2 separate regions of the Homo sapiens genome follow, and region 2 is linked to region 1. A link is a contact called in ENCODE Hi-C or POLR2A ChIA-PET data. All regions are on one chromosome and are shown on one strand. The core of a region is the stretch at or near the end of the contact, and the rest is flanking DNA. Distances in the headings are between cores, read along the strand shown.

Evidence for each region. A loop is a pair of places that touch in the nucleus more often than their neighbours do. ChIA-PET counts read pairs that join two places held with the same protein, here RNA polymerase II (POLR2A). Pooled maps may share reads with other maps.
Region 2: a loop to region 1 is called in a pooled map, with 17 times the contacts of the local background. The contact joins the promoter of COPE here to the promoter of LSM4 in region 1. A Hi-C loop is called at or near these places in 1 of 37 single-sample maps with no recorded cell type and 8 of 50 pooled maps. POLR2A ChIA-PET finds 5 or more read pairs at or near these places in 3 of 52 experiments (A673, CD4-positive, alpha-beta T cell and K562).

What each region holds. Positions count from the first base shown.
Region 1 is chr19:18,321,587-18,324,340 of GRCh38, forward strand. LSM4 (LSM4 homolog, U6 small nuclear RNA and mRNA degradation associated) reads right to left here and starts at 1,490. Exons shown (of 5, transcript NM_012321.5): 1 at 1,432-1,490. The coding sequence starts at 1,434. LOC105372300 (a long non-coding RNA gene) reads left to right here. Exons shown (of 2, transcript XR_007067157.1): 2 at 148-411. RefSeq lists a silencer at 1,371-1,550 and enhancers at 1,611-1,830, 2,029-2,631.
Region 2 is chr19:18,917,848-18,920,651 of GRCh38, forward strand. It overlaps COPE (coat protein complex I subunit epsilon), which reads right to left and starts at 1,540. Exons shown (of 10, transcript NM_007263.4): 1 at 1,376-1,540. The coding sequence starts at 1,501. DDX49 (DEAD-box helicase 49) reads left to right here and starts at 1,868. Exons shown (of 13, transcript NM_019070.5): 1 at 1,868-2,009; 2 at 2,733-2,804. The coding sequence starts at 1,895. RefSeq lists enhancers at 1-640, 1,543-2,142 and a silencer at 1,273-1,462.

The DNA of each region.
Region 1 (2,754 bases), core at 240-2,739:
TAGGACTAACAAATAAGCTACAAGATTAGAAATTACCATTTAGGTAACTTCAGCCTCTGGCTGCAAGAGTCTGAAACTCCCCAAATTGCTCCTTGGGATAACATCACTATTATAAAATCTAAGATCAGTGCTTGAGATATTTTGCAGACCCCGTACTTGACGGATCAGCTGACACTACCCAGACCAGTAATCTGGCTCAACCAGTCCTGCGATCCCACCCAGGAACAGAAGACAGCAAGAAAACCTCACTTCAACACTCCCGTCGATGACTCCATCGACCTCAGGAAGCTCCAACCAATCAGCACTCCCCACTTCCTGAGCCCCTACCCGCCAAATTATCTTTCAAAACTCGGATCCCCTAATGCTCAGCGGAGACTGATTTGAGCAATAATAAAACTCTGGTCTCCTGCATAGCTGGCTCTGTGTGAAATACTCTTTCTCCACTGCAATTCCCCTGTCTTGATAAATCTGTCTAGGAAGACAGGCAAGGTGAACCCATTGGGTGGTTACACACTGACCAGCCGGATTTAGGGAGAGTTCTCACTAATCCACAGTTCTGATGCAGCCACCCCTGGGGGACCCTCCTGGTTACTGAATCTCCCACTGTCTCACAGAGTCTGGAAGTCACATCCCCAACAAGGGCCTTGGTTTCTCTCATTGAAAAAAGAAGGACCAGAAGCTGATGGGCCAGGAAACTCCCAGCTCTGAATTCCTTTTCCGATCTGCACAGTGGGGGACACGGGCACTTTCTAGCCCAGATCCAGAACTTCCAGAATCATAAACAATGGGCCCTGCAGAGACCTGGGCCGCAATTTTTCCTTCTTTGTATTGGGAGGATGTACTTTGTCCACCCCTAGCTCAAAACGCCCCCTTCCGCTGGAATGACATGCTATGTGACCCAAGGAGAAACACCACACCCCAGCACCAGGCCTGCTTTTCAGCCAGAAACCAAGAGGCCTAGGAGGCTGTGCTGCTAGCATCTTGCAAGCTCTGAAATTCCTAAAACTAAGTTTCACAACTCAGACTGGCCCCCTACTTCCCAGCACTCTAGTTTTCAATCAGGGAGGTCAGACTGGGCCCGAAGCGTAAGGGACCCCTTCCCTGCCCAAAAACTCTCTGCTGCATTTGGCGGATCCCCACCTTTTTTTTTTTTACTTCAGTTTCCCCACCTGCAAACTGGGAAAACTAACTAAGGCGAGGCCACTGTACTGTGGATACAAGTCCGTGCAACCCTAAATCCCAGACACGAACGTGATAGAGCCACCTGCAGTCTCCGGCCTCAGTTTCCCAGCCTCGTGCCGGGGGGCGGGACTCGAGGCTCGGACCTTACGTTCGCCCCGCGCCAACCAAGCCCACAGCGCCCGCCCGCAGGGATCCCAACGACTGCTGTTCCCGCCTCCCGGTGAGACCCCGCAGTTGCCCTGCCCTCACCATGGTGCCGGCGGGGACCGGGCTCGCCGGCCACTTCCGCCGCCGCCGCTGCACACGCTCCCGGCGGTCGTCGCCGCGCCGCGCGCCACTAAGCTGAAAGAAAGTGGCAGAGACGCAAGCCAGTCAGCACCGGGCTCGAAGGGCGGTCAACCAATCCACGCGGAGTAGGGCGGGGCCCGCTGGGCGAAAGGGCGGGGCGGGCCGTGTTCCCGCCGGAGGAACGAGGACGAGAGCCGTAAAGTGCCGCGGCTTGTAATGCAAAAGGAGGCGGAGCAACGCGCGCCGGCGCGGGGTGCATTGTGAGGAAATGCGTGCGCAGGTGAAACCTTCGTCGGTCTCCTGGGCTCCACGCTGTGGGCAAAGCCAGTTAATGCCTTTCGTTTGCAGTAGAGAGAGAGAAATCGAGGCTTCGTGGTGATTGGGCCGTGCCTGATGTTGCCCTTCCGACTCCTAGTTTTCTGATTCTGTAATTATCCAGGGAACATCATTTAATAGGTTGGAATCCTGACCACGACCCTCGGGGCCTCAGTTTGCTCCCTGTAAATAGTAGTGTCTGCTCCAAAACGTTGCTTACTGTAAGGATGAAATGAATGAAACCATGTAAAAGCACTTAAAACAGCGTCTGGCACATATTAAGTACTTATTACCTACTCTGTGCCTGTTTCTGCTCACAGAATGAACAAAACACAAAATTCGTGGCCCTCAGGGAGACAGACAGTAAACAAAGTAAATAGGCGAATGCTATTAGTTTTCTGGGGCCTGCTGTAACAAATGCCCACACACTGCGAGGTTTAAAACAACAGAACGTGATTTTCTCACAATTCAAGAGATCAGAATAATGAAGTGAGGTTGTCAGCACAGTTGGCTCCCTCTGGAGGCTCTGAGGACAATCTGTGTGTCCTATGCCTCTCTCCTGGGTTCTGGTGGCTGCTGGGAATCCTTGGAGTTCTTGGCTTGTAGATGCAGCCTTCCGCGTTCTGCCTTTGTCGTCACTTGGCCTTCTCTGTGTGTCTCTGAGTCTCAAATGTATCTCTCCTTTTTTTTTTCTTTTTTTTTTTTGTAGTAGAGACAGGGTCTCCCTATGTTGTCCAGGCTGGTCTCGAACTCCTGGGGTCAAGCAATCCTCCCTCCTCTGCCTCCCAAAGTGCTGGGATTACAGGCGTGAGCCACCGAGCCCGGCCGCTCCTTTTTCTTGTAAAGGACACTCCTTTCTCTTATTAAGTCCACCATAAATTTCAGGATAATGTCATCTCAAGATCCTTAATTACATCTGCGAAGACCCTGTTCTTTTTTTTTTGAGATGGAGTCTCATTCTATCACCCA
Region 2 (2,804 bases), core at 290-2,789, 600 kb after region 1:
AATAGGCAAGCTAAAAGCAGAGTAGGGGGGTATGCCTGCAGCTGCAGAAAGATGTATGGGAGGCTGGGCACGGTGGCTCACACCTGTAATCCCAACACTTTGGTAGGCCAAGGCGGGCAGATCACAAGGTCAAGAGATGGAGACCATCCTGGCCAACATGGTGAAACCCCGTCTCTACTAAAAATACAAAAATTAGCCGGGCCATGGTGGCGCGCGCCTGTAATCCCAGCTACTCGAGAGGCTGAGAAAGGAGAATTGCTTGAACCTGGGGGCGGAGGTTGCAGTGAGCCGAGATCACGCCACTGCACTCCAGCCTGGCAACAGCGCGAGTCTCCATCTCAAAAAAAAAAAAAAAAGAAAAGAAAAGAAAAGAAAAAAGAAAGATGTATGGGAACAGACACACAACTCTCCCTCCCAGATAAGCACAACGAAGAGACACAGAAGCAGTTCAAGCCTCTGATAAACTCTCCGACCCTGAATCCTTAAAAACTCTTAGTCTGTAAAAGAGTGTTACTCTGACCCAACTCCGCCAGAAGGCGCCTCTCAGGTTTGTTTTCTCTAAAATAAACCTGTCTTGACTGGCAAGCCACCTTTCGTGTTTCTTTCCTCTTTAATTCTTACAACTTTGTCACCCAGGCTGGAGTGCAGTGGCGCGATCTCGGTTCACTGCAACCTCGGCCTCCGGGTTGAAGCGATTCTCCTGTCTCAGCCTCCCGGTAGCTGAGATTACAAGTGCCCGCCACCACGCCCGGCTAATTTTTGGTAGACTCATGGTTTCTCCACGTTGCCCAAGCTGGTCTCGAACTCCTGGGCGCATGCGATCTGCCCGCCTCGGCCTCCCAAAGCGCCAGAATTACAGGCGTTTGAGCCACTGCGCTGGGAAACTGTGTTTATCATTCTGAGTCCAGCGGAATACAGTGCCCGTCCAAAAAAGTGCTCAATGAAGAATGAATGAATGAATGGGTAAGCTCTGGGAGAAATAACCAGGCTGGTTGGGCAGGGAAACGTCCTTCTCTGAACTTTAGGGTTCTCATCCGTAAAATGAGGATAAGCAACAGTCTCCATCTCACGGGAACTGAAGGTATGGCTGAACAAAATAGGCTTATTGTCACTACAGTGGCATAAACACCTCCCTTACTCAAAACACTTTCAAGGGCGCAGAGAGAACGCTGTACGAGTGAGCAGTACCGTAAACTGTTACTGCTCTGGGTTCTGTCACGGGACAGTGACTACTCCTCACTGAACTGTGGAAGAGGTGGCCCAAAAAACGCGAGAAGAAAAGAGAAAGTTTTTAGACGCAGAACGCGGCTCGCGGCCACCAGAAAGCGTCCTCCGCCTCCGCCCCCAGCGTCCCCGCGCCCCTGCGCGGCCGCACCTTCACCCGCTGCGCCTCGTTTATGCACTGCTGGTAGCTGCCGATGTAGAAGGCGTTCTTTACGTCGAACAGCTCGTCTACCTCCCCGGAGCCGCCGGAGGCCGGGCCGGGGGCCGGAGGCGCCATTTCGCTGTCTTCTCACCAGCTCCTCTTCCTGAAAGACACGTCAGCCGGAAGCAAGACACGGGCACGCTAGGAAATGTAGTTTACTTTTTCCGAGCGGCGGCGAAGTAAGCCAATGGGAAGCTCCACAATAATATGCAAGGGGGCGGAAGGCGTAAGTGCGTCACGGAGAGCATCTCGGGAATTGTAGTGTGTTTCTGCAAGCCAATGGGATCCGGGGAAACATGATAAGGATGCGGTCGAGGCTGGGAATAGGCTGAGGGAGCTGGAGAGGGTGGGACCACGCAGGAGGCAGATCCAATAAACAGGAAGATTTTTCTCGTGACGTCGTCGGCGCGCGCCGGAAGCGCGGATCACACGGGCCCCTACAAGGGGCCCCTACAAGCGGCCACAAGGATGGCAGGCTTCGCGGAGCTCGGGCTGTCATCGTGGCTCGTGGAACAATGTCGGCAGCTGGGTTTGAAGCAGCCCACGCCCGTGCAGCTCGGCTGCATCCCCGCCATCCTGGAGGGTGAGTATGGCCCAGGGCCTTCCCCAAGAGGCCTCTCCGCTCCTCTCGACTCCTTTCCCTTCTCGCAACCTTTGCTTATTCCGGTCCCACGAGGCGAGGGGCAACCTCGGGCGTTACAGGAGATCCGGGGTTCCGGAGGACGACTGGACAGTGTTGGCATTTAGGTTGCATGACTGACTCGCTTTGTGTTCGTACGCAAGTGATGTAATCTCTGAAATTTTCATAGTCTCAGCACAGGGAGGGTTTGATGGATGACTAGTCCGATAGTATCGCAAAATCCTGCAGACCTGGTACTGCTATCTTTATTTTACAAATAGAAGTTGAGGCTGTCAAAATTGCTGGTAGATCCAGGACTCCTTGGTCCTGTGATTGCTCCTCTAGGAGAAGGTCTTCTCTCTGCTCCTCTAGCCCAACCCAGTTTCGCCATTAAAGAGAGGCCCACAGGAAGCCTAAGATGTGATAAGTCAGGGATTAAATAAACAAATGAAGGGGTCAACAGGGAGCACAAGATGCATATGAGGGAAGGGAATTCTGGATTCCCCAAATTCACGTGCTCCTGGACGGAGTTAGAACGAGGTGGTAGGAAGCTGTGGGCATCTCGGGTCAAATGGATATGGGTTCCAGTCCAGCCTGCCACTCACTGGCAGTGTGTCCTGGGCAAGGTCTCTGAAACCCAGCTGTCCACACATGGAGGGTGTTGATGCTGCTTTGTCCCCAACCCAGGTCGAGACTGCTTGGGCTGTGCTAAGACAGGCAGTGGGAAGACAGCAGCGTTTGTCCTTCCCATCTTGCAGA